Regions from separate parts of the Homo sapiens genome. Here regions 1, 2, 3 and 5 are each linked to region 4. Evidence: chromatin contacts called from ENCODE Hi-C or POLR2A ChIA-PET data. All regions are on one chromosome and are shown on one strand. Each heading gives the region's core, a stretch centred on a gene start or an enhancer-like site at or near the end of the contact. The rest is flanking DNA. Distances are from core to core; before and after follow the strand shown.

Region 1 (5,494 bases), core at 2,595-5,094, 2.7 Mb after region 4:
CACACGCCACCACGCCCGGCTAATTTTTGTATTTTTAGTAGAGATGGGGTTTCACCATATTGGTCAGGCTGGTCTCAAACTCCTGACCTCAGGTGATCCACCCACCTCGGCCTCCCAAAGTGGTGGGATTACAGGTGTGAGCCACAGCGCCCTGCCTATCTTTTCGTTTTATCCCCTGGATTCCAAAACTCATTTAGGTAAAGAGAAGTGATGACTTGGCTACAGAGGAAAAAGGAGGGCCGGGAAGGGAAGTGCAGGCTAGGAAAAGTGACTAAAAACAAAAGTAGTAGCACCAGTTACACTATTCATGCAAGGAAGCTGAGGAGAATTATCCTGATGGGGCTGATAAAATCACCTCAAGATGGCTCTAGGCCACCCCAGGTTCTTAAGACAATGGTCAGCTCTTTCTTAAGCAGTCCAAGACCCTCTGACCTGAGATGTGACTGGATGATTACAGACCTCTTGTCCAGTGTTTAGAGCCTAGCTGTCTGCATATTTTATAAAGATATCTGCCTTCCAGAGACTGGAAGTGAAAGAGATCCAATGACTGGGTGAGTCACCCTTTCTCCACCTAGAACACAGTCCTTGATGGAACTCATGCTTTATCAATTGTTGTTGAGTAGAAGAAACAAATACATCCTCCAATCTTCACTTGGTGGACCTGGCATCAAAAAATAATCATATTAAGTGCGTTTATTAGTACACTTTTCTGGCTTATCTGCCTTTCCAAGTTTCTATTTGAGTTCTTGCCTTTGAAGGGTTTGCAGGCTGTGAAAAGTAACTTAACTTTTTAACAACTTTCTTTGCTTGGCCTTGAGGCAGCTTCAGAAGATAAGACGCCAAAAGGAACTATGTGTGCCTGGAGAGAAAAAAAATAATGGTGAAAAACGTTTATCAGTAGCCTCCGCCAGCACCAAGCAACGCCTCAATTTTACTCAAGCAATTTCCCAATTCAAGTAACATTCATATGAATCAGCAAATAATATGTAGCAAATTTGAATCTATATACTTTAAAAAAAAAAAAAAAGCACTGGAAAGAATCTTAAAAGTCATTGAATCCGTTTTATAGCAAGGCCCCGAGACTGGAAGGGACTGACAGAGCTAGAAATGAAACTTGTTTTTCCACCTCGAGAAAAACGAATCAACAAAAAATACCCTAAGCAATTGCTGGTATCTGAAGCCCACTTTTTTGAGGCTGTTCCCTTTGTTACGTTGCGCTGACCCTAGGCACTTTCTTCCCAGAATGCACCAAGAATCCGAAACTCCAAACAAGTTTGAGATCAGCGTTGGCTGGGGGGAGGCAGTGGGGGTGCATCTACGGGAGCGGTTGGGCTGTAAGCTTTCGCTACATCACAGAATTGTGCCAGTGTTTCTCTTTGGAGTGCCTCGCCAGCTTTAACAACCGTTTGGATATGACTTGCTCGGGCAAAAGTTGTGCATTGGCCCGATCAAGCCTGACTTCTAGCCAAGGTGAGTTCACATCTCCGTTTTTTCCTCCCCCTAATTCGAAAGAGGCTTTCAATTGTCTCCGCCCCTCCCCCCTTCTCCTGGAAAGTTTGTTTTCAAGCTATAAACCCTTTCCAATTCTCGGTTCCCATCTCGGTTGCCTGAGAATCGCAGTCATTAGCCAAGTCCACTTGGACGAAAGCAAAGCTACCTTTGTGTACATAATGAGAGCCACCGCGTGGCCAAGGAGAACCACGGGGAAGAGGGAAACATTTTTGTCTCGAGCTGGCTAAAGCGGGCGGGGGGGGAGGTAGGGTTAAACCGACCGAAGGCGTGTTTTGTGGAGTGGCTTCGAAAGCGGCCGAGGCAGCCGAAGCCGCTTTCGAAGTTAGCAAACAAAGCGTCTCCCCAGTAACCGCCCGGTTCCAGACGAGGCTCCTGCCACTCAGGCCGCGGAGTCGCAGCGTCGCCCAGCCCCCGGCTCCTCCTCCCTGCGTCTCTCCTCCCTCCGCTCCCGGCTCCCCAGCGGATAGGAGCCACCAATCCCAGCCACAGACAACCCTTCAAACGAAATAGCGAGGCGGCCCCCTCTAACGGGCGGCGGGGGCGCTGGCCCCCTCCCTGCGCCACATCTGTCCCGCACCGGGCGCAGCAGCTGATTCATCTGCAGCCAGGTCCGGGAAGGAACTGTGCTCCCGGCAGTTGCAGGGCAGCGTCCGGGCGGGTGGCTTGTCCCCAGGACCGCGCTCCCCCCGAGCCGTTTTAGGTGTGTGTTCTCTTCTGTCCCGAGCAGTCAGCAAACCACAGAAGAAAAAAATCGTAAGGTTGCTGCCTTCTTAGAGAGACGCTTTTTTTCCCTGTTGATTCATTTTAGTCCTGTAATTGGAAAAACCACCCAGGCTTTTTAAACTCTGGCCTCCACGCATTCTAGGGGCGGGGGTGTCTTTTTTTTTTTTTTTTTTTTTGAGGGAGGGTGGCAGGCTAGCTCTAGTTCCTGAAACAGACGCTCCGAAGTCGAGTTAGTTATCCCTTGGCCGTCTTAGTACTCCTCGGGTTTAATCTTATTTCCACAGAGTTTCTTCTGCCGGGATCTCCACCGAGGTTACCGAACAAAAACAGCACAGAGCCCAGACTGGAGGCAGACCCGGGCGCTGTCTCTGCTAGGCTTATTTACGTTTAGGGCTTTTCTTTCCTTTTTTTAAAGTGATGGGGGAAGTCTCATTGTGTGGCATGTGACAGTTCGTTTGCTTCAAAACAACAGGACGTAACCACGCGAAAACTAGAACCAGAGGAGGGGGCATGCGTTTCTTCAAGTCAGCCAAACAGCATCTGGTCTTTGAAAGCGCAATTTCATCAAGAAACTCCTGTTGGATCCCTCCTAACTGTGGACCAAAATAAGCCAACAGGAACGGGTGTTTACTTAATGGCTAGTTTCTGTTTGAAATGGGAGGAGGGATCCCCTAGCAGGGTTCCAATCCGAAGAGTAGACACTGTTGACCGAAACAGACGAGCAGGCACGGCGTGGTCACCCCTTAGCTATAAAAGTGGCCGCTGCCGGGGTTCGGCGACTCGGGGTGTCAGGCGGAGTCTTGGTGAGGCAGGCGCGCGCCCGGCCGTCCCCGGGCAGAGACGTTTAAAGAGCATGTGAGCGTGACAAGTGTCTGTCCGCAACGTGTCAGATTTCGAAACTGCCTTGCAATCCAGTCCGGAACTCGCAGCTTTAGCCCGGGGGAACAGACGTTCGTTTAGGCTGTGTCTCATCATTCCCCCCCGCCCCACCCCCGCCGACCTCCCACTGTCGCTGCTGGAGGAAGAGCCCCGGGAGGAGAAGGGTGCGCCGCGCCGCGCCCGCGTGTCAATGGCAGCCGCGCATTCTGGAAGAAGTTGGTTCTTGTCTCGAATACTTTTCCTCCCGTGCCCCGCCCCTTGAATCAGAGGCGGCTGTCTCGTGCGGCTAGAGCAGGGCCAGTAGAGTTCGGGGCAGCTGTCAAAAACGAGACGGGGAGGCTTTTCTTCCCGGGGGTGGAGGAGGGAAGGAGGGAGGTGTCCTTTTTTCCATCTGTTGCAGTTTCCGAACCAAACGCACCCTCGCCAGCCCCGGGAAGAAAGGCCCAAGGGAGAAACCTGGGGCGCTCGGCTGGTGCCCCCACCGCCGGGCGAGGGATGCGGGCGGTCCGTGCGCGGCAGGCGGAAAGGATCGTGTTTCTGGACCCGGCCACCCCCCGCGTCCGCACCGCCGCCCCCGAGGGACGAGTGACAGCGGCCGCCGCGCTCGGTCCAGTCTTCCCGGCTGGAAGGTGCGGGGGAGGGGCGGAGGAGCGGCGGGGCGGGAGGGGGACGGGGCGGGCGGCTGGGGGCGGAGGCAGGACCTCCTGTACCTTCCCTCCTCGCCTCTCTCACTCTGACAGCGCCGAGGTGCGCCGAGCAGGAGCAGGGAACAAAGGAGCGGAGAGGGGAGGGGAGAGAGTTGGGCGAGGGAGAGCCCCCGGCCGGCTGCCAGAAGATCCCGGCGGGAGGAAGCCCAAGTGTCACTTGAATTCCACCCAAGGAGCGGGCGCCTGGGATCAGAGCGTCCTGTTTAGCAATAACGGCTGGAGCACGTCCTACAAGTTACGGGAGAGTCGGCTGTGAAGGAGACGTTCGCTTATCCCCTGTGTCCCCGCTCCTGGCCCCTCCAGACCCCCGCCTTGCCTCGCGCTGGGAGGGGAGATCCAGAATGAAAGGCAAGAAAGGTAAGGCGGCCGCGGGCTGCGCGCACCAGAAGACGCGAGTCCGGGGAAACGTGCTGGCCGGGCCGCGCCGCGCGGAGTCACTTGGTGGACTTTTCCGCCCAGGGGCTCTCATGCTGGAGTGGCGGCCGTGCTCTTTGTTGAGGCTGCGTCTGAAACGGCAGCGGCTGTTTTCCTGCTAGACACAACACGAGGGGCTGTTGTGGGGCGAGCCTCTCCACGCTGCTGGCACGTTGTCAAGAAACACGCTCAGCGCCTTGTTTGTGCGCCTGCAAGTTTCATTGTCTCCGCCGACACCCCACGCTCGGCCCAGCCGCCGCGTGGCTTCTCGCTCTTTCTCGCGTGCTGGGGATATGGGGTCCGAGTAGGGAGGACCCAGCCCCTCGTTTTTCCCGATCCGGACCCAGGCGGCCGGGGCCGCGGGACCGCCGCGGCTTTGTCTGAAAGTTCCACTCCTAGGCTCCCCCCGCCCCCGCCCCCGCCGCCCCCCTACTCCCAGCCGGGCCCTAGCACTGTTCTTTAGGGATGTGGTGTTTTTACGATCGAAGGAATGCGATTCTGGACCCCCTCATCGCCCTCGGGTGTAAACAGCTTTGGAAAGCTAGACTTTTACAAATCCCCAGTCTCTAAAAGTTTTCCCACGATGAATTTTGGGGCAGGAGGAAGAGTTAGCACCCAGGGCCAGCAGCTTCAAGCGGCATGCAGTCAAAATGCGTCCAAATGTGACAAGCAGGCTTGGTTGTAAGTGCAAAGAGCAAGGCTGTCATTGTTTCCACGAAGTGTTCTGGAAGCTTTACAACTAAAACTTGCCGTCAGTTTGGTTTAAAAACAAAATACACCGGAGGGGGACGGGGGGTGGAGAAACCACACAAAACACCCCGAAAGGTCAGAGTGTGAAGTCCCTTTTGAAGTTAACAAAAATTGAGTCCCTGGCTGGGAGGTCCCCCGAGTGTTCCGCTGTGGGCTGGAGGTGGCGTTTCTGTCGTGATTTATGTGGAGTGGTTCAAAACAGAAGTTAATCACTCGGGAAGCGGACGGGAGGGGCGGCGCTACTGCGCATGCCCGGGAGCCGCCTGGAGTTTGGAACTCCACATTCTTTCAGACCCGGCCCGCTGCGGGGCGTTCCTGGGGGGTAGCCTCAAGGCCAGCGGGGTTCCTTCGGCTGCGTTTCTGTGGGAGGCCCTGAAACGCGCGGAGCTTCCCTCTGCCTCCAGGCTTTCCCAGCGAGAGTGAAATTAAACTTGAAACTCGGATCAACTGGCAGTCGTTGTTGGTAGAACGCCCTAAGGACCCCTCCCCGCGGGACGGAGGGAGGACTC
Region 2 (5,490 bases), core at 836-3,335, 2.5 Mb after region 4:
CCATCCTGGCCAACATGGTGAAACCCCGTCTCTACTAAAAATACAAAAATTAGCTGGGCGTCGTGGCACAGGCCTGTAGTCCCTGCTACTCGGGAGGCTAAGGCAGAAGAATCACATGAACCCGGGAGGCAGAGGTTGCAGTGAGCCGAGATCAAACCACTGCACTCCAGCCTGGGCGACGGAGCAAGACTCCGTCTCAAGAAAAAAAAAAGTGTCTAATACTGCCAGACGCACTGGTGCGGTGTCTCTCACCTGTAGTCCCAACTACTTGGGAGGCTCAAGTGAGAGGATCGCTTGAGGCCAGGAGTTCCAGGTTGTAGTGCATTATGATCACGCCTGTGAATAGCCAGTGCATTCCAGGTTAGGCAACATAGGGTGACCCCATCTCTAAAAATAAAACGTATCAAATACAACTGAGGAACTAAATTTAAGTTTAGCTGCATGTGGTTAGTGACGATTGTATTGGACAGCACAATTCTAGAAACTTTTTTTTTTTTAATTTAGACTATCGAACCAAAACCTAAGAGTAAATATTGTAGAACCAGGTGTGACTTTTCAGCAATTGCTTTTCTAACACTATTGAGAAAATACACACAGTTATGAACCGCGTTTAGAGCTGTGCTGCTGGGATGGCGACCACCCCATCAGCATCATGTGTGCTTACCAGAAATTCGAATTATCCTCCACCCCTTACTCACTGAATCCTGATACCCGGTTTTGAGGCTCAAAAATGTTTTTAAAAGCCCTGTTATTATGCGTGCTACTGTTTAAGAACTGCTACAGAGTGCTGAACACAAGGTCCCTCTCTTCTAGGAATTTCTGATCAAAGATTTCTAGAATATAAACTCCCTAAGAGGCTTTGAATTCATCTCTCAGCATCCGGCACATGTTAAGGCAGTAAGAAGAGTTCAATAAAGATTTGCTATTAGATTGCCGATCCTCCACCATCCTGAAGTAATGCTATTTTAGTAATGCTAGATGAAGTAATGCTAGATTACCTCAAGGTGAGGGAAAATATCCTGAAGAACACAGCCACAAACACGATCTAGAACAAAACCTGAAAAACGTAGCTTTGTGTTTTTATTTGTGTGTGCATGTATGTGTGTGCGTTGCCATTTTCTTGATAAAGGAAAGCAAGTAGTTCGAATAAAACTTTCTTGTGGCCAAAAGGGGAATCAAACAGCCGTAGGCTGCGGCCGTAGCCTGATACGGCCGTAAACCTTATGAGGGTAAGCAGAGAGGAGTAGGTTAAAGAATTTAACTCGGGCTGTAATGCGGTTTGAAAAGAGAAAGGGATTCTGGAACGGAGAAGAATCCGCCCAGGCGCCGCCCTCACCTTCTCAACATTACATGAGACGAACCCTAAAACCTGTCTTGTCTGAAATTCAAATTTAGAAGAACTGTACTTTTACTTGCTACATCTGGCAACTCAGGGTTCGGCGCCAGGGGACCCCAAATCCTAGGCGGATCGCGCCCCGCCTGGGTCAAAGGGGACCCCAAATCCTCGGCCGATCGCGGCCCACTCGGGTCAAATTCCAGCGGCCTGCCCAGCCGCGCCCAGCGGGCCCAGGAATGCGGAAGGGTGGCGGAGCTACCAAAGGAGCGGGGGACGAGGGCCGGGCTGCGGACGACCGCCGCAGCGCAGGCCGCGATATCGCAGCGGATCGGAGCAGGCCGGAGGGGCAATTAAGACCCCGGCCGTGTGCGTCCGGCCTCAGCAGCCCCGCCGCTCGGCGGACACGCAGACCCCGCCGGCCCGGGCGCGAACACTCAGCGCACCCCCGTTCCACTTGGTCCCGCCGCGCCTTCCGGTGCGCCTTCCGGTGCGCCTTCCGGTGCGCCTTCCGCTCCGCCCCTTCAGGCAGGAAGTGTCGGCGCCGCCACTGTCCGGCCACAGCCTAACGCTCTTCGCTGTCGTTTGTGGTCTCGCGCAGGGCGGCCCCGGTTCTGGTGTTTGGCGTCGGGTGAGTCGCGCTCGACTCTGCTCGCGAGACCCCTCGGGCCGCCGTCTCCGTACCCCCGCGCCCCCTCCCGTCGCGCGCCTGCGGCCGGACCCCGCCCCAGGGCGGCCAGGCGGCGGCAGGACCTGTCAGACTGGCTGAGAAGGGGGCGCGGGGCCGGAGGTGGAGGGAGGAGGGTTGGCGGCGGGAGGAGGGTTGGTGGCGAGGCCCTGGCCCGGACGTCCAGGGGCCGGGAGGCTGCAGGCGATGGAGCCGGTATGGGGAGACGCCCTGCTGGAGAAGTGGCCGGGTCCCGGCCGTGCGTGGGCCGGCCCTGCGCCACCTGGGTGACCTCAGACACCTGGGCCTTGGACGGCCCGGCTGCCCGGCGGCCAACGCCTGCCCTCCCGGCGCCGCGGCGGGTCCTGGCGGTGGATTGGGGCCGACCCGGGCGTGTTCGTGTGGAGCACCTGCCCTGTGCCCAACACTATCCTAGATGCTTTGGAGGGTGGAGGAGCCTCCTGTTGCACGGTCTTGCCTAAGGTGAAGCCTCCAAGGAAGCCATTAGCATGCCGGTAACCGAGTGTGTGGTTGATACGGGCTCAAATGTGATGATTTACATAGAGTTGTAATTCGCTCAGTGTGTCTTGCATCTTGTAAAGGTTTAGTTTATTCGTGTTGATTGAAGAAAGGACCATTAACAGAAATAGGGAAAGGTTACTTGGAAAAGAGTCGTGACCTCACTGAAGGCCTTGGATTCAACCTTAAGAGGGAGAACTTAGCGTTTCCGGCTAGATGTGTGGGAGGTGGTAACGAGCAAAACTCAAAAGCTGGGAATTGTGTCCTGTGAAAAGCAGGCCGTGGGGACACCGGCGGGTATGGAACAGAACTGTAATGACTAATAGTCGGAAATAAGGGTAGATAGGTAAGTAGGACCTTCTTATGGATGTCTTGAAAACTTAGGAGAAAGAAAAGATTATCTAAGAAGCCATAGAGAGTAATTTTGGAGTCTTCACTAACGGAGTAATAAGAAAGGGATGTTTAGAGGATTCGTTTGGCCGCTTTAGTTTAAGGTAGATTTGGAATGGTCTTTTGGTAAGAGAAGAATCAAAGCATTTAGAATTCAGTAGGACCTGATAGATTACCTTGTGAAGGCTTTGCGTTTTATAACTGAGGAAAGTGAAACCCAGAGAGGTGAGGTAATTTGTCGAAGGTGGTGGACCCTCCTGGACTTTATAACTAAGAGCACTTTTGAGTGCTTTAGGCTCTTTTGAGTGAAACAGCTTTTATGATGGCTGACTCGATGTTCGTTTATGCTTTGATGAAACTAAGCTTGAACAAGATGAACTGCAATTTCTGAAGGACAGATGTCCAGACAAGAGTTGCTAGGGTTAGGAAAGAACAGGATTTAGAGCCCCGACATGGGGCTAGTTTTCCCTTTCTCCCAAGATTCAAAGGCTCCAGGTATATCTGGGGATGAGTTTATCATACCCTTTTTGCCAGCATCTTTGTGATCTTCCTTCCTCATTCTACACATTAGCTTTGGGGTGTCATTGCTTGTTATGCCCAGGTATCCACATTTTCATGGTAGAGAATTTCAGCTGCCTGTATGCAGGATGTTACTGGCTAGTGGTTCAAGCTCTGGAGCTAGATTTCCTGAGTACAGATCCTGACTGAGCTCTGCCATTTTCTAGCTGTGTGGCAAGTTGTTTATTCTCTTTACCCTGATTTTCGTATCTGAGAGAAGAGGATGATAACAATACCTATATGATGAGTTGTCGTGAGGATTAAATGTGTTAACACATACAAAATGCTTAAATCAGTGCCTGGCACATCTTTAGCACCCAGTTGTCCCTGGTTGCTACTGCTTCTTCCAGGTATGGAGCAGTGGGTAGCTACTAAGTTTCCTTAGGGATCTCTTGGGGAAGAGACTGGAACCATAGGTAGACCGTAGAGAAAAGCCTCATGTTGGAATTCAGATCCGGGACCTACCTTGTAATGAACATATATGTGTAATTCTGTTTGTGACAGGAAAGAACTATATATGTATATACACTATATACAACTGTGTATACTATACATATATTTATACATATATATATGTATTTGCTTAACTAGGATTATTTGAGCACCTGCCATGTGCAAGGCACACTGCTAAGTTCTGCAGTCCAAGGTGGAAAGGCAAAAGGCAATAAAAAGAATGAATATGGCCAGGCATGGTGGCTCATACCTGTAATCCTAATGCTTTGAGAAGCCAATGTGGGGGGATCATTTGAAGCCAGGGGTTCAAGACCAACCTGGGCAACATAGCGAGACCCTGTCTCTACCCTGCCACCCACTCCTTGCAAAGTAGCTGTGTATGGTGACTCATGCCTGTAGTCCCAGCTGCTCGAGGCTGAGTCAGGAGGATCACTTGAGTCCAGGAGTTCAAGGCTACAGTGAACTATGATTGTGCCATAAACCCAATAAGAGAGGTGAATTTCAAAAACATTGTATTGAATGAAAGAAGACAGGCATATATATGAATATATACTGTACAATTCCATTTATAAGAAGTTCAAAAACAAAACTAATCTATGGTGATAGAAATCTGAACAGTGGTTGCCTATGGGAGATGGTGATTAACTTGGAGAGAATTTTCTGGAACAGTGTTAACATTTGTAACTTAATGGGGGTGATGGTTACATGGGTATACACATTATAAAAACTTATTAAGGTTTGTACATTTGACTATATAAATTTCACTGCAGTAAAACAAAATGATATAGGAGCTCAGAGAATAGAAAGTTTGCAGCCAACTGTAATGATCATAAAACCTATAATAGAGAAAGAAATGTCATTGTTATAATGTGTATGTGGTAAGTGTTAAAATACATATAGAGTACTAGGGGAAATGCTTCCCTGGTGTTAAAAAAAGTTGAAAAAATTGAGTTTGGCTCCCTAAAAAAAATACTTCTAATAATTTATGGAACTATTTTTTTGCCTAAATATGCAGCACAAAAGCAATTATATGTCATTAGGTAGATGAGGTTACTTTTGTGAAGTATTTTTAACTTGATATATACTAAATTCTGTTTATGACTGCTGTTTTCGGACTGTTGCTTATATATCCAGTCATTTGAGTCTTCCAGTTAGAACATTCAACTTGACTACAGTAATAACCATAAGAATCCATGAGAAATTTCTAAAGATTCTGATAGACCTTGGTGAAGATGAGGTGGAGTAAAAATGACCTTAGGTTTTAGCCCAAGAACTACTCTCTGCTTTTCTGTGTGAGTTCATCTACTCTGAGGGCTTTACCTTGTGCCTCTGCTCACAAATCAGCACTGCTAACAAGACCCTCTCAGAGTCCTGTCCTCTACTAGCATTCTACTGTGGCCCAGATAAAATTTGAGTTATTTATCATCCTTTGCTGACAAAACCAGCTCCTCCCTCCCCTCCCCAATTACCTCATTTTTGAGTGGTAGCTTTATACTACCAGGTTTTCAGTCAGCACTTAGGAAAAAGGACAGAGCTTTGAGACTCCAATTAGAAAGCAGGAATAACTAGC
Region 3 (5,128 bases), core at 2,629-5,128, 2.9 Mb after region 4:
AAAATCTAATGGGGTTGACAGAAGCGTGCTGGAACTGGCCCTTCTCAGCTTGCTAAGCTCGATTGTGCACATTTCTTTCTACCTCTGTATTCAGTCACTTTTCACTGTTAGCTTGAAATTGTTGACCTTGGTGTATTTACACCATGGAAATCAGCAAATGCCTGAAATCCAGGTTCCCCCCTGTGGATTTTCTTCAATCAGAGAGCCGGTTGTTAAGCATTTCCAACACCCCTGTGTGTACAGAGCAGGGTTATTCAAAGCCTGGTCTGCAGAGTGGTGCCCGTTTGCAAACTGTGTCACAGTGCAGGGTGACACATGCTATGAAAATTGAGTGTAGGGTCAGGTACGGTGGCCCACACCTGTAATCCCAGCACTCTGGGAGGTCGAGGCCAGTGGATCACCTGGGGTCAGGAGTTTGAGACCATCCTGGCGAACATGGTGAAACCCTGTCTCTACTAAAAATACAAAAATTAGCCGGGGGTGGTGGCACATGCCTGTAATCCCAGCTACTCAGGAGGCTGAAGCAGGAGAATTGCTTGAACCCGGGAGGTAGAGGTTGCAGTGAGCCGCAGAGGTTGTAGTGAGCCGAGACGGTGCCATTGCACTCCAGCCTGGGCAACAAGAATGAAACCCCGTCTAAAAAAAAAAACAAAGAAAATTGAATGTAAGTGTTTAGAAACTTTTATAGCAATTTTATAGAGTGTTTTACCTGTTGAATCTAAAAACAAAACAAAACAAAACAAAAATTATGGGTTTGTTTTTTGTATGTCTTAAAAAAAAAGTCCTCTTTCTAGTAATTCTTTTTTGTTGCATTTTACCAAAGCACTAATCTGCAGCAGATTGAGGGCAAACAAACAAACTGGTCCCTTACCAGAGATAGGCTGAGAAGCACTGAAAAGAACATTTGCAAATCCAGGGAACAGGGCAGAGGTAGTACAAGTGAGATTAAGAATATATTCAAGAGGTAACTTGAAGCCACAGGCTATTTTAGAAAACAAAATGATGTGAAGAGGCCAAAAGAAAAAAAAGAAACTTGGAAGGACCTAAACTGGGGACATAAATGTATTTCTATTGTAGAAATACAGAATGGGAACGATTGGACTTATGGTTGTAATGTCAGGTAAGGTGTCTATTTCAGGAAAGGCATGTAGGATTAGAAGTATGGACCTAGGCCTGTTGCGGTGGCTCATTCCTGTAATCCCAGCACTTTGAGAGGTCCAGGTGGGAGGATCTCTTTGAGCTCAGGAGTCTGAGACCAGCTAGAGCAACATGGTGAAACCCATCTCCACAAAATTATCCAGGAGTGGTAGAATCCTGCCCCAGCCTTCCAAGTAGGTGGCACCTGTAGTCCCAGCTACTTGGAAGGCTGGGGCGGGAGGATTGCTGAAGCCCAAAAGATTGAGGTTGCAGTGAGCCAAGATCACACCACTCCAGCCTGGCGACAGAGCAAGACTACGTCAAAAATAAAAAACAAAAAATAAAAATAAAAAGACGGGGTGTTTCATTTGGAAAAGAAGAAAGGGGGGTTTTCAATTATTTGGAGGGCTCTTGCTTAGAGGATAGCATGGGCCTGTTTTGTATAAGTCCCCAAAGGAACAACAAAGGCAAGGGCTCAGAGAGGCATAAAGAATAATTCTCCAGGCATTGATTGTCCGTCCATAGAAGGAATATGAGGACCTCATAACAGAGGGAGTTCTCAGCCCCTGGACCTGTTCAAGCACAGACCAGCACATCTTTTGGCTGGGAGGCTATAGCAATTGTACCAACATCTGATAGGGGGCTCAACTAGATGACAAGGTTTCTTTCAAATTGGATGGTTATGATAATGAGTGAAATTTAGACAAGAATTTGCAAACTAGGGAGGGTCCCACAGAGAATGATGCTGAAGAGCTGAAGAAAGAAGCCAAAAAAGGAGGCCAGAGAAAGAGCTCCAACGAGGCTGTCTGGTAGCAATGATGAATGTTCTGCCATCTTGGGAAAGCAGCTGGCACTGATGAGGACAAAATAACTAATAGACAAGTTTGCTGCTGCTGCTTCCAGCCAAGCAGACCCCATAGTTGTGCACTTAACAGTGCATCATAGGGCTCCTGCTCCTTGCGGTGATGTGTTATGCTGGCCGGACTTTCCAACAAATGCCAGACAAATCAGCGGTCTGGCTGGAGTCCTCCACCGGCAAAAATGCGCAAACCCTGGCAACAACAAAGATGATGAGATGAGATTCAGTCCAGACCCGTGACATGCCATTAGATCTTCCTAATCACCAGAGAGCAAATCCTTACTCTGTGTACTGGACACTGTGCTAAGAACTTAATAGACATGGGGGCTGGGTGTGGTGGCTCACACCTGTAATCCCAGCACTTTGGGAGGCTGAAGCATAAGGATCGCTTTAGCCCAGGTGTTGGAGACCAGCCTGGGCAACAGAGTGAGACCTCGTCTCAAAAAAACCCAAACAACAACAACTAGCTGGTCATGGTGGTGCACGCCTGAAGTCTCAGCTACTCGGTAGGCTGAGGTGGGAGGATCACTTGAGCTTGGGAGGTGGAGGCCGCAATGAGCCATGACTGTGCCACTGCACTCCAGCCTAGGTGACAGAGCAAGACCCTGCCTCAAAAAAAAAAAAAAAAAAAAAAAAGAAAAAGAAAGAAAGAAAAAGAAAAAGAAAAAGAAAAAGAAAAAAAAGAAAGAAAAGAAAAGAAAAAGAAGAAAATAGACATGATCTCACATATGTGAAAGATCCCACTATCCCCATTTAACTGATGAAAATATTAAGGCTCAGAGCAGGCAACGGACATCCCTAACTCATCTAGAGATTCAGTGACAGAGTTAGAGTACTCAGGGCTCCAACTCCCATCTGACCATTAACTCAAACCACCTTTGTTTATCTCCCCCGCCCCCCGCCAGTAAACACTCTCTAGTAAACACCTTGTCCACTAAAGCACCGTGGTTTCCACGAGGGACTCCTTCGTGCACAGCCATCCTCACTCTGCAGGAACTCTTAAGTTTCAGTGAATGAATGAATTTGGAGTGGTCAACAAGGGGTGCACAGTTGCAACTTTTAAAATATTGCAGAAGGAGAGAAATGCCACAAAACAAAATGCACATGGAAAAATCACTACCTTATTTCAAAATATTTACAGCTTCACATTTAAGGCCACCCAAAGCGTGGCGGTCAGTGGTGAGAAGGCAGAGATCAGAGGCTGTTGGGGTGGGTCATACACCATGATTCCCGGCCCCCCTCTGGGAGATACAAGGTATCCCACAGTCTTCTCTCCCAGTTACATCCTCCACGGAAACCACAAGATGACTCGCTCAACTTTTTCTAAAGTAGAAAAAAATATGCTTGTGTGTGTGTGTAAGGGGAGGAGAGGGGATGTGAATGAAATGGAGGGTAGTGTAATAATTCCTGTAGTCATAAGACACGCCAGTTGGTAGTTGCTAGTATTCCAGACACTTCCTAACGCCAGACAAATGCCCCAAGCCTCGGCATGTCTGGCCTAGAGATCTATTCAACTGATAGCAGCCGCCTCTTCTGGGGAGAGCAGATCTTTCAGAAAGCACTGGCTGCGCTGCTAATCAAACGCAACATTGTTCTCAGCAAGGAGGAAGAATGGAAAGGTTTGTTTCAGAGTCACAACTTTATTTTTTTTAAAAGGCACCCAAGTTGTTTCAACAAGCTGCTACAAAACTTGGGCTTCCTGAGTGGAGGCTGTTTTGCACAGTGCATGTACTGTACAAAAATCCAGGCAGGGAGGGGTCAGAGAGTTCGTCATTAAAGAAAAAAAAAAAAAAAAGCCCCAGGCACTTGATGCCTGGAAATGATGTCAGACGCAGCCACTCCTCTGTTAGAACTACAGCCAAACAATGCGCAGGCAATCCACAGCAGCTGCCCCTGCAAATGTCAGCGCCAGCCCAGTCAAAAGAGCTTGAAACCTACCAAGCCGGAGGACTGTGCTGTGCCTCTCTCGCCCACATTTTCCCCAAGCACTCTCAGGAACCTGGCAACAGGTAACGTGGCAACCTTTGACTTATAAAAGGGCAAGTGGCACAATCTCAGGGAACAAATGGACTTTTTTTTAAAGCCAGCATCTCCCCCACCACTCCCACACCCCCCTCCCTCCCTCCCTCCCTCCCAACCAAAAGTCTGTAAAAAACAAAACATTGACGCGGGCAGTCCTACTCTCTAGTGTCCCCTTGTGGCCAAGCCTGGAACATCACATCTGTACGTTGCAATCTGTGGATCAGCTACGAGGTAAGTCGCTCTTTGGAAGGGGTGGAGGTCTTTGCTGGACTTGTCTTCCGAAAAGTATGAAGAGTGGAAGTCAAGGCTCAGAATGGCGTCCTTTTTTACCTTATCACCTTAACAAAAACTTCACCTTAGCTGCAGGGTTAAACCTCTGGGTTGGGGCTGGGGATTTTCGTTGTTGTTGTTTTAAAGCAGCAGCCAAGGCCATGTTTTTTAAGGTGGTGAGTTAAACGGAGCAAGAGCTGCGGTAGCCTTTTCCACCCAATCTCTTTCTTCACATCCTAGTCACAGCCAAGGGTAGGGTGGATGGCAGTGAGGATAAACAGCCCAGAAACAGGATTCCTGCAGGGTGGGACTGGCATTTTCCATTTTTATCTGAAGTTGTACTTTGAATGCAGACACCTTTCTCTCAGGCCAGAAGCACTGCTCATTTGTATTGCTGGCTTCCAGTTAGCCTATTTGCAAGGATTACTTAGGATTTCCAGACTGCAGGCCCAGCTACCCAGAGAGTGTGCCTCAAAGCCCCACCTCAAAGCTTTTATCTCTATGTGGCGGGAAACACCCACGAAAATGCCAACGGCGGTATTTGTAACTTGCCTTCTTCCTTTTGGGAACTGCTTTCTGCAGCTCTCTCTGCGTTAGAGGAATAGCTACAGCTGGGAGCTGCTCCAGCCACGCAGGAGGAGAGGGCACCCATTGAGAGGCGGGCACCCCTTCTGTCTCCCTCTGGCTATGTTAACTGGAAACTAGGAAAGGGGTTCAGATCAAAGTAACTGCTGTCTTCAGAAAGTTCCATTCATTAACTAAGTTAGCGGAAATTAAATGGTGTTTGGAGGAAGGTCATTTCAGAAGGCCCAGGGCCAGAGGCTGAGGTCTAAAACTTCT
Region 4 (5,050 bases), core at 251-2,750:
ACTGCACTCCAGCTTGGGCAACAGATAAGAGACCCTGCCTCAAAATAAATAAATAAATAAATTTAAAACATAAAATAGAATAAAATAAAAATTTAAAAATGCAGGATGAACTTAATCTCAAAAAGGACATTGTTTTGCATTTAATAACTTTAACGAGAGATCTATTTTTATAAAACATTTCAGGTACAAAAAGAGTATAGATAATGTAATGGACACCAGCTTGCCATCCACCCAATTTAGGAAGTAAAACATTACAATGGGAATTAGAGACCTCGTGGTCCCCTCCGTGACCCCATTTCCTTCCCTCCCTACTGGTAACCATTTTCCTAACATTGCCGTTCCTCACTTCCCAGCATACTTTCACACATTCACTACATACCCATACAACTCTGCTTTTCTAGCGCGGCCAATCTCATCAGTGGACTACGAGGGGCAGTGAGGACCCAGTGGGGAACAGGCTCCCTGAAAACCCTGCACAGAACCCACTGTATTTGGGAAACACCGCTCTAGACGGGGGCAGGGGAGGGAAGGCCTGACATTCTAACACCCTCAGTAAGCAAAAAAGACCTTCAATATTTAGGTAGGAGTCAGAGTTCCTGCCCTTACTTTATTACATCTCTTAAGACGAACTGACATTTGCATCAGTCCTTTCTAAGCGTGTTTGCGGGTAATTTCACGAGAGCGCCCTCTCATGTGACGCAGTTAGCACGCGCTTGGTTTCTCAACCCGACTGTGACACCTTCATTACACAGACGGGTCCAAGAGACCCAGAGAGGTCTGGAACTTCTCCAAGTCACACAGCAAGTTGTGGAAGCGGGATCACCACTCAAAACTCCCAGCCCCGGGCTTCCCGTTCTCCCTCAGCGCCAACCCCGTCGCGTTCAGGGTACAGAGGAAGCCAGCGAGCGCTGTGCTCTAGGGTTTCCACTGGCGGGAACCCAACAAAATCATTTTGCTGCTATTGCCTATTATGCATTCTACCATTTCCAGCAAAATGTGAGTCGTAAAAGTAAAACCAGGATATTCTAAACTCCAGCAAAGAAAAAACCCAGGAGAGTGGAAAGTTTCTGGATACTTATACAATTGCTCCAAGGCATGAAAAGCGAGTGTCTCCCCCAGGCGCGCCTCCCACTTTACAGAAGCAATGGGTTCGAAGTCGGGAAGCTGCCCGGGGCCCGCAGAGCTGCAGTCGGCGGGGCGGGAGGGACCCGGGCCGCAAGCCGCGCGTACCATGGCGTCCGCGCTTACCATGGCGTCCGCGCTTACCATGGCGTCCGCGCTTACCATGGCGTCCGCGCTTACCATGGCGTCCGCGCTTACCATGGCGTCCGCGCTTACCATGGCGTCCGCGCTTACCATGGCGTCCGCGCTTACCATGGCGTCCGCGCCGTGGCCCCCAAGCGACGTGGGGAAGCGCACGTCCCGGACCGAGAGCCGGGAGATCCTGCCGCGCACCATGGCCCCTGCGCCCCGTGGCCGCGGCCCCCGTGCGGTCAGGACTGGTCGGGATCCCGAGCGCGCGGCGGGAGGGCGGGAGGGCGGGAGCGCGGCAGCGCCGCGAGGCGGGGCACCGTCAGGGCATAGAGGGCGCTCATTGGCCGCGCGGCCGCACCCCGTGAACTTGGCCCCATGGGAGCTGCAGTCCCAGCTCCGGGCTCCCGGGGGCGCACTCCGCCTTCCGCCGTTCCCTTCTCAGCCTAGACGGAGCTGACCCCGAGAGGGTTCGCTCAGGGTCGCCGGGGAACCTGGGCAGGCAGGAGGCCTCGCGCCCGGTCGGCGCCTCCGCGGGACCCTGCTCTGCTCGGATGGAAGACTCGTGAAGGGACCTGCCCGGGAGCCGCGCCCTAGAGGGAGAAGTCGGGTCTGAGCGAGTGCATTCGCTCAGCGGCAGATTCCGGCCAGTGGCTCAGCTCCCAAGCCGAGGCCGCTGGTTGTCGCCAGCGTACCCAGGAGAGCGGTGCCCTAGAAAATGCTAGGTCTCTTTCAGTGCCCACAGCCTCAGTTTGCCACCTGATAAATTAAGAGGCAGGTCATCATTGATTACACCCGTACTGATGCAGATGAGGTCCCCGTACCGTGCCTCAGCCTGTAATCCCAGCACTTCGGGAGGCCGAGGCGGGCGGATCACCTGAGGTCAGGCGTTTGAAATCAGCCTGGCCAATACGGCGAAATCCCGCCTCTACTAAAAACAAAAATTAGCAGGGCGTGGTGGTGCGCGCCCGTAGTCCCGGCTACTCGGGAGGCTGAGGCAGAACTGCCTGAACCCGGGAGGTGGAGCTTGCAGTGAACTGAGATCGCGCCACTGCACTGCAGCCCGGGCGACAGAGCAAGACTCCGACTCAAAAAAAAAAAAAAAAAAAAAAAGATGCTGGGCGGCTCACGCCTGTAATCCCAGCAGTTTGGGAGGCCAAGGCGGGCAGATGGCGAGTCAGGAGATCGAGACCATCCTGGCTAACACGGTGAAACCCCGTCTCTACTAAAAATACAAAAAATTAGCCGGGCGTGGTGGCGGGCGCCTGCAGTCCCAGCTACTCGGGAGGCTGAGGCAGGAGAATCGCTTCAACCCAGGAGGCGGAGGTTGCAGTGAGCCGAGATCGCACCACTGCACTCCAGCCTGGGCGACAGAGTGAGACTGTGTCTCAAAAATAAATAAATAAAAAGAAATAAAAAGAAAATCCAAAGTAAGCAGAAGAGAAGAAATAATAAAAATTAAAGCAGAAACCTGTGAAATTGAAAACAGGAAAGCAACAAAGAAAAATCAATGAAAACAAAAGCTGGTTCTTTGAAAACATTGATAAAATCAATAAGCCTCTAACCAGGCAAGAAAAGAGAACGCAAATAACTAATATCAAAAGTGAAATAAGGAACATTACTACAGATCCGACGGACATTAAAATGATAATAAAGGAATACTATGAATTCTATGTCCACAAATTTGATAACCTGGATGAAATAAACCAATTCCTTGAAAGACACAATCTGCCAAAACTCACACGAGAAGAAATGGACAATCTGAATAGGCCTATATCTATTAAATAACTTGAATAAATAATAGCCTTCCAAAAACAAAAAGCACCAGGTCCATGGTTTCACTGGTGAATTTTACACCAAACATTTAAGGAAGAAATTACAACAATTCTCTATAATCTATTTCAGAAGATAGAAACAGCCACAAACTGACTTTATGGTGAATGATTGATGCTTTCTCCTTAAGATTTGGAACAAGGAAAGGATGTCTGCTTCCACCACTTCTATTCAACATAGTACTGCAGGTTCTAGTTAGGGTAATATAATAAGAAAAGAAATAAAAGGCAGATTGAAAAGGAAGTAAACCTGTTTATTCTTGGATGACATGATTATTCATCTTTGTTGAAAACTGTCTTCATTGGACTTAACGAAAAAAGCTACTGGAACTAATATTGAGCTTAGCAAGTTTGTAGGATACAAGGTCAATTTAAAATCTATAGTTGATGTGCTAGTAATAAAAAATTGGAAACAAATTAGAAAACAGTATCTCTTAAAACAATTGCATTGAAGATATAAAACAGGACAAGTTTAACAAAAATATGCAAGATTTGCACACTGAACTATAAAACATTGCTGAGAAAAAAAGATCTAAAGAAATGTAGAAATGTAGAGAAATTCATATTCTTGGATTGGAAGACTCAATATTGTTAAAATAGCAGTTCTTCCCAAATCGAACTACAAATTCAATGCAATCTAATCTAAATCACTAGCAGGATTTTTTTGAAGAAATTGACAAGTTGATTCTAAAATTTATATGGAAATTTGAATAGCCAAAATAATCCTAAAAAAGAACAAGGCTGAAGAACTTAAACTACTTGGTTTTAAGACTTGCTATACACTAATCGAGTCAATGTGAAATTGACATAAAGACAGACAAGTAGATCAATGGAACAGAAGAGGTCTTGAAATAGTAAAAATACAAAAAATTAGCCAGGCGTGGTAGCACGCGCCTGTAGTCCCAGCTACTCGGGAGGCTGAGGCAGGAGAATCATTTGAACCCGGGAGGCGGAGGTTGCGGTGAGCTGAGATCGCGCCACTGCCCTCCAGGCTGGGCGACAAAGCGAGACTCCGTCTACAAAATAAAAACAACAAAAAAAAACAGGGGCCAAGAAAATTCAACGAGTAAGCTAATCTTTCCAACAACTGGTGCTCGAACAATTGAATATCCATAAGAACAAACAGAACAATCCTGGATCATTACCTTATATCATACACAAAAATCATCTCGAAGTGGAATATAGATCTAAATTTTAAGAGCTAGAATTACAAAACTTCTAAAGAAAACACAGGAGAAAATCTTTTTGTACTTGGATAAAGCAAACTTTCTTAGGACACTAAAAGCATGAATCATAAAAGAAAAACATTGCCAATTAAATTATCAACATTAAAAATGTTTTCTCTTTTATGAAAACCATTAAAGAAATGAAAATGCAAGCTGCAGATTGGAAGAAAAATATTTGCAAAACATATCTGTTAAAAGGACTTGTATGCAGAATACTGAAAAAATTACAACTCAGTAAGATGGCAACTTGATATAAAAAATGGGCAAAAGACTTTTTAATAGACATTCCACCTAAGCAGACATATGAATTTGAAATAAGCTTATGAAAAGACTCAACATTATTAGTCATTAGGGAAATGCACACTAAAACCACAATGATGTACTACTAACACGCACCAGGATGGCTGCAATTAAAGTGACTGGCAATACCAAGTATTGGCAAGGATGTGAAGCAGCTGGAACTCTCATACATTGCTGGAGGGGTATGAAAGGGTACAGCTTCTTTGGAAAATAGGTTATCAGTTTCTTAGAAAGTTAAGCATTCATGTATCATACAACTCAGTAATCCTACTCATAGGTAATTATCCAAGAGAATTTAAAACCTATGTTTAAAATAAAAACTTGTATTTGAATGTTCATAGCAGCTTTATTTGTGATAGCCTAAAACTAGTAACAACCTAAACATCCATCAATTGGTAAAGGACAAAACCAAGATGTAGTACACATCCACACAATGGAATA
Region 5 (5,231 bases), core at 14-2,513, 2.3 Mb after region 4:
TCCCCTGCACTGTGTGGCCGGCTCTGCCGCTTCTCCCCCGCTTCAGCATCACCTGCCACTTCTTCTCAATCTGAAGCCACTAAGAACGATCAACACCAGACCGTTAAAACATAAACCAGTATGGGCCACTAAATAATTCGTAAATATTTCAAAATGTATTTCAAAACCGACTTTGTATTGTCAAAACATTATAATCTAGCCAGGCCAAGTTTTAATAAACAGTAACACCCATCATCACTACTGGGTAAAGAACTTCATTCAACAGGACCTACCTTGACACCAAGTCTAGAGCCTCGTTTTCAATTAAAAAAAAAATGGGTAAGCCCCAAATGTGCATTAAAAATTAGTTTGGCCATTTACTAAGTAGTCCTTCAAAGCATTTCCAAGTATTCAGAGTTCCAGTACTTTTCGGAAAGGAAGGGTGATCTTTCTGGTACTGGTTTGCATAATTATGCCTAAAAAATGTCATCTTGAATTTTCAATGAAAAGAGTCTTAAAATGTTCAGGCGAGTGGAGAAAATGGTGATCCGCTGGCGTTAGAAGTGGACAGAGAGGCTCTCAGTACAAACTGTATCTGAACGTGTTCCTCACAAATTAAGATCTGCACCGGGGGCTGGGGGGCTTTGAGAAAACTAACCACATTTGAATCCGGTCCACACAGCTTGAAGGCGGAGGTACGGGGCAAAGCGCGGCGGGGAAGAAACACCAGCAACTCGGCGGCCCCCGCCTCGCCGCAGATCACGTGCCCGGCGCCCCCTCCCGCAGGGCCGGGGGCGGGATGGAGACGCGGCCTCCCGCGCGCCTTCCGCACTCCCCTCCGCGCCCCAAACCCAGGGGTAGGGGTGGTCTCGGGTAACCATCCCCAGGGCGGCGGCGAGGGAACTGCGCGGGTTCAGAGTCCTCAGCAGCCACCACTGACGCCCCGACGCCCCCGGCTCCCCGCGCACCCCGCCGGTCCGTCCTGCGGCGGCGGCGGTAGGGGCCGCGTCTACGTGGCGCGGTCGCGGCGAGGCGGGGACTGGGACGCGAGGACCGGGAAGCGGGGACCGCGGCGCGAGGAGGGGCGGCTCAACCCGCGCCGCCCCGGAGGGTCCCGGCCTCCGGCAGGACAGCCCCGGGCCCGCGCCAAGGGAAGCCCCCAGGCGCAGACACTCACCGCCAGCCCCGGAGGGACGCCTGCGAGGAGCCCGGCCCGCGCCCACTTACCCACAGGGGCTCCGCTCCCGGCCAGCGGGCGGCTGAGGGCAGGCGGCGGCTGGACTGCGACGGCTAGGACCCGCCGGGGAGGGAAGCCGAGGGGGCGGGGCCGGTCGGGGGCGCGCGCGGGGTCGGAGCGCCCGCAGCCGCCGCTGCCTTGGAAGCCGCCTGGGCCGCAGCTGAGTCGGGCGGCCCTCATGAATGGGACGCCGCGGCTGCGGCGGCCGAGCCGGCAGCTGGCGGGCGGGCAGCGCGCAGGCCCCGCCCCAGCCACGTGACGCGCGCTCCCGGCCGCGCGCCGCGCCCCCGCCGCCGAGCGCCAGGCGTGCGGCTTCTCACCGCTCCCAGTCCCTGGGCTGCGCGCCCGGGCCCCTGGCCAAGTGAGGGCGGGGCCTCGATTTTCTAGTGCCTCGGGCGACAGGAGCCTTACTTTGTTTTAAAAAAAAAAAGTTTCTTCCGGTCCCCATGGCAACCCTGCGGCAGGTCACGTGGGACTGAGAGCCCAATTGCCAAAAAGGAATGTTAAAGTGCAAAAAAAGTCTAGGGAATGAATGTTTTATAATCCCCTTTTGATCACTAGTAGCACATCTCCTTTGCTTACTTACATCTCCACCGAAAAAAAAAAAATCCTATTACACAACTCATTTTTAAAAATATGCCGGGGTTCTGTTGTTTTTTGTTTATTCTTTTTATCGCTCTGTTACCCCGGCTGGTCTCCAACTCCTGGGCTCAAGCATCCCCGCACCTCGGCCTCCCAAAGTACTGGAATTACAGGCATGAGCCACCGTCCCCAGCATTAAAATATACTTTTTAAGAAATGGGTGGCTCACGCCTGTAATCCTAGCACTTTGGAAGGCCGAGGCAGGCGGATCACTTGAGGTCAGGAGTTCAAGACCAGCCTGGCCAACATGGTGAAACCCCCGTCTCTACTAAAAATACAAAAAACCAGCCGGGCGTGGTGGCGCGTGCCTGTAATCCCAGCTTCTCAGGAGGCTGAGGCAGGAGAATCAGTTGAACCCGGGAGGCGGAGATTGCAGTGAGCCGAGATGGCGCTATTGCACTCCAGCCTGGCGACAGAGAGACTCCGTCTCAGAAAGAAAAGAAATGGGGCCCGGCGCGGTGGCTCACGCCGGTAATCCCAGCACTTTGGGAGGCCAAGGCGGGTCGATCGCCTGAGGTCAGGAGTTGGAGACTAGCCTGGCCAACGTGGCAAAACCCCGCCTCTACTAAAAATACAAAAATTAGCCGGGCATGTTGGCTGCAATCCCAGCTACTTAGGAGGCAGAGGCGGTAGAATCACTTGAACCCGGGGGGCGGAGGTTGCAGTGAGCAGAGATTGCGCCACTTCACTCCAGCCTGGGAGCGAAACTCTGTCTCAAAAAAAAAAAAAACAAAAAAAACTGGATTGCTGGTGCTATATACTATTGGTGCACACTGGTTTTTAATTTGCAGCCTATTCTATTACTATTCTATGATTGAAAGTAATGAACAGAAGCCTATGTTACTTCTATATAAATGGCAGTTAATTTATGAGGTGCATCTTGTGTGTGATCATTTATACAGTTCTAAGGGTACTGAAATAGGCATTTGCATACACAAAGCTGCTCCTTGAAGGATCCAGCTGCAGCCCAGTTTCTTCCCACCAGTGCCTGGTGTAGCTGGGCAGTGCTTGGATTCAGGGAGCAGGCGACCACTTCTTCACTGAAGTTCCTTCTGCTTTTCTGTGAAACTCGATCAAGTTTTGCCCCATCTGTAATCAAGGCCCTACAGAAACATAGGTAGTTTCACTGGCACAAGACCACTAGGAATTTTCCTCATTTCACTGCTTCTCACTTGGCTTCACAAGTAAAATAAAAATTGAAGAGGACTAAAATATCCCCCTCCGTATTCAATGGATTTTATAAATATGGAGAAGAAAAATTAAAGCTAGAGAAAGAATTTAATCCTCAGTTTCTACGTCAGTAAAATAAAGATAGTAGTGTCTTTCTTACAGAATTGTTTTGTGGATTCCCCGTGATAACCTATAAAGTGCCTACGTTAGTGTCTGCAACCTGGAACAGGCTGTTAGCGTTTATTTTCTTTCCTTTCTTCCATTTCTCCCACTTAGACTTTTCCTGTTTCTCTCAGGCTATTTTCTCTATCTCTGCCTTGGGAGGGAAATATTCTGCCAAGCTCCCTTCCTTCCTTTCATCATTCAGGAAGCCCTAGAGCTCCCCTCCCTTCCTCCAAACAACCTTGCGTTTGAGACCTCACTCAGAACGATTGGTTCATATTGCTAATATTTTCCTCATTTTCCCGTGTCCACCAGCTTACACTACCACTTAAGTGGTGACTCATTAAATGTTTGTTGCATGATAAATCCCTTCACCTCCTGCCCTAGGAAGTGTGGAGGGGCCACCCCAGGTCCACCTACTCCACTGGAGTGTCAGAGGAAGAAAGCGCTTCCTTCAACTGGCCTCTGACCCACCACCTTCCAGCTCCAAGGTGAGGAACCTCACTCCACTAATTGTCCCCTCTTCCTCAATTCTGGCTTCATTCCTGCACTTGAAAAAGAAGCTTTTGTGGCCCCTCCGTTCCCCCTCAGGCTGTCGACTTATCACACAGCTTCTCTTCCCACCCAAGCTACCTGAAAGAGTTTCAGGTTTTCTCCCATCTTCACAGGGTTGCTCCTCCTCTAACCCTGAAACTGCTCAGGCTAAAGTCACTATGACCTTCTGGTTGCCGAAGAAAACAGACCCCTTTCCTGTCCCATGCCTCATGATCTCTGCAGGGCAAGATGCTGTTGATCATTATTTCCTTCTTGAAACTCTCTCCTCCCCTCATTAGTGGGAACTCCTCTGAATTCTACATGCCTGTGCTCAGTGGCTTTCAACGTCTCAACCAGCAAGGTCCACAGTGATGTCAGATTCAAACCCATTATTTGTGCTTCTTCAAACCTGCTCCACCTGAATCTCCTATCCTGGCTGATGGCGCTGTCATCTGTTTAGACATACTTGCCAGAAACCTAGGAGGGAGTCTCATTTCCCTCTACTCCCATGCTGTTTCCATCACTCCTCCTCATTATTCCTCCTCATGATTCCTACTCTTGGTCCTCTGTCGCACCACTCACCCCTGCTTGTGATTAGGCCCTCGCCATTTCTCTTGTGGTCCATTGTAGGAATATGCCAGCTGGTCTCCCTACCCTCTAGTCCTGCCCAATTCTAAGCATCCTCTACTCTGAATTGCAGACCTGGCCATGGCACAGGTGGTTGGCAACCCATTGTCTTGACGAAGCAAGCCAAGTTCCCTAGCGTGGCATCCAGTGTGCTCCTTTTCTCTCTAATTTTCTCTCCTGCTCCTTCTAGTCTGTATGCTTCAGCCATTCCATCATCCCTTTTGCAACAGGATTTTTTTTTTTTTTTTGGAGACAGGGTCTCACTCTGTTGTTCAGGCCAAAGTGAAGTGGTGTGATCACGGTTCACTGCAACCTCAAACTCCTGGGCTCAATCGAGCCTCCCACCTTAGCCACCCAAAGTACTGGAATTACAGGCTTGAGCCACAGTAGCTGGTAAGAATAATTTTTCATATATTAACTTCTGTGTTTTTCCTTAGAGTTCTCTCTTTCTTCTTCTCCTTATAAGAATGCACCCAGGCATTCTGCTTGTCTCAGGAGGTTGTTGGCAGAGTGGAAAGCAGAAGTTGTCTGCAAGACATTTCCTTCCTGTCTTTTATTTCCAAAACACTATGCTCAGTGAGGAACCTGTCTCAGTCAAGGGGGAGAGGGCCAGGGAGAAGGCATATCTTTGAGGGAATCTGGAAAGCAGAGAAGGATTTTCTCTAGAATAAGAATCAAGTATCCCCGACCTGGAGTTGGAAGGAGGTGGTCCTATGCCCTCCTGTCTGGCAGCTCCCAGGGGAGGTGATTCAACCTTAGAAAAATAGCTTTGTTATTCCCAGCTTCTGCATCTCTTTCTCTGTGAGGACAGAGAATAGCTAGCATTTTCTGTACCATCACTGTGTGCCCAGCTCTTCTAGTAATTCAACTTCTATCATTA

Evidence for each region. Hi-C counts contacts between places; a loop is a spot of excess contacts on that map. ChIA-PET counts read pairs that join two places held with the same protein, here RNA polymerase II (POLR2A). Pooled maps may share reads with other maps.
Region 1: a loop to region 4 is called in a map of CD8-positive, alpha-beta T cell, with 8 times the contacts of the local background. The contact joins the promoter of TGIF1 here to the promoter of ENOSF1 in region 4. A Hi-C loop is called at or near these places in 2 of 168 maps with a recorded cell type or tissue (both CD8-positive, alpha-beta T cell), 1 of 37 single-sample maps with no recorded cell type and 11 of 50 pooled maps. POLR2A ChIA-PET finds 5 or more read pairs at or near these places in 1 of 52 experiments (HepG2).
Region 2: a loop to region 4 is called in a map with no recorded cell type, with 8 times the contacts of the local background. The contact joins the promoter of MYL12-AS1 here to the promoter of ENOSF1 in region 4. A Hi-C loop is called at or near these places in 1 of 37 single-sample maps with no recorded cell type and 9 of 50 pooled maps. POLR2A ChIA-PET finds 5 or more read pairs at or near these places in 1 of 52 experiments (AG04450).
Region 3: a loop to region 4 is called in a map of CD8-positive, alpha-beta T cell, with 4 times the contacts of the local background. The contact joins the promoter of DLGAP1-AS1 here to the promoter of ENOSF1 in region 4. A Hi-C loop is called at or near these places in 1 of 168 maps with a recorded cell type or tissue (CD8-positive, alpha-beta T cell) and 10 of 50 pooled maps. POLR2A ChIA-PET finds 5 or more read pairs at or near these places in 1 of 52 experiments (HepG2).
Region 5: a loop to region 4 is called in a pooled map, with 17 times the contacts of the local background. The contact joins the promoter of LPIN2 here to the promoter of ENOSF1 in region 4. A Hi-C loop is called at or near these places in 6 of 50 pooled maps. POLR2A ChIA-PET finds 5 or more read pairs at or near these places in 2 of 52 experiments (K562 and activated T-cell).

The regions. Positions count from the first base shown.
Region 1 is chr18:3,446,328-3,451,821 of GRCh38, forward strand. It overlaps TGIF1 (TGFB induced factor homeobox 1), which reads left to right and starts at 3,845. Exons shown (of 3, transcript NM_003244.4): 1 at 3,845-4,178. The coding sequence starts at 4,163. LOC124904237 (a long non-coding RNA gene) reads right to left here and starts at 4,329. Exons shown (of 2, transcript XR_007066269.1): 1 at 4,205-4,329; 2 at 679-859. RefSeq lists silencers at 1,865-1,934, 3,595-3,704, 3,735-3,894, 4,535-4,584 and enhancers at 2,056-2,677, 2,645-2,784, 2,678-3,297, 2,885-3,074, 5,162-5,494.
Region 2 is chr18:3,260,274-3,265,763 of GRCh38, forward strand. It overlaps MYL12-AS1 (MYL12A and MYL12B antisense RNA 1), which reads right to left and starts at 2,086. Exons shown (of 4, transcript NR_130145.1): 1 at 1,780-2,086; 2 at 999-1,057. It overlaps MYL12B (myosin light chain 12B), which reads left to right and starts at 1,860. Exons shown (of 4, transcript NM_033546.4): 1 at 1,860-1,964. RefSeq lists an enhancer at 1,256-1,305 and a silencer at 1,516-2,405.
Region 3 is chr18:3,590,236-3,595,363 of GRCh38, forward strand. DLGAP1-AS1 (DLGAP1 antisense RNA 1) reads left to right here and starts at 3,879. Exons shown (of 3, transcript NR_024101.1): 1 at 3,879-4,005; 2 at 4,185-4,249. All of the region lies in intron 7 of DLGAP1 (DLG associated protein 1), which reads right to left. RefSeq lists enhancers at 3,519-3,638, 5,051-5,128 and a silencer at 4,636-4,930.
Region 4 is chr18:711,130-716,179 of GRCh38, forward strand. It overlaps ENOSF1 (enolase superfamily member 1), which reads right to left and starts at 1,501. Exons shown (of 16, transcript NM_017512.7): 1 at 1,375-1,501. The coding sequence starts at 1,458. RefSeq lists silencers at 1,426-1,745, 4,500-4,794 and an enhancer at 1,697-2,276.
Region 5 is chr18:3,011,881-3,017,111 of GRCh38, forward strand. LPIN2 (lipin 2) reads right to left here and starts at 1,264. Exons shown (of 20, transcript NM_001375808.2): 1 at 1,207-1,264. RefSeq lists a silencer at 705-1,654.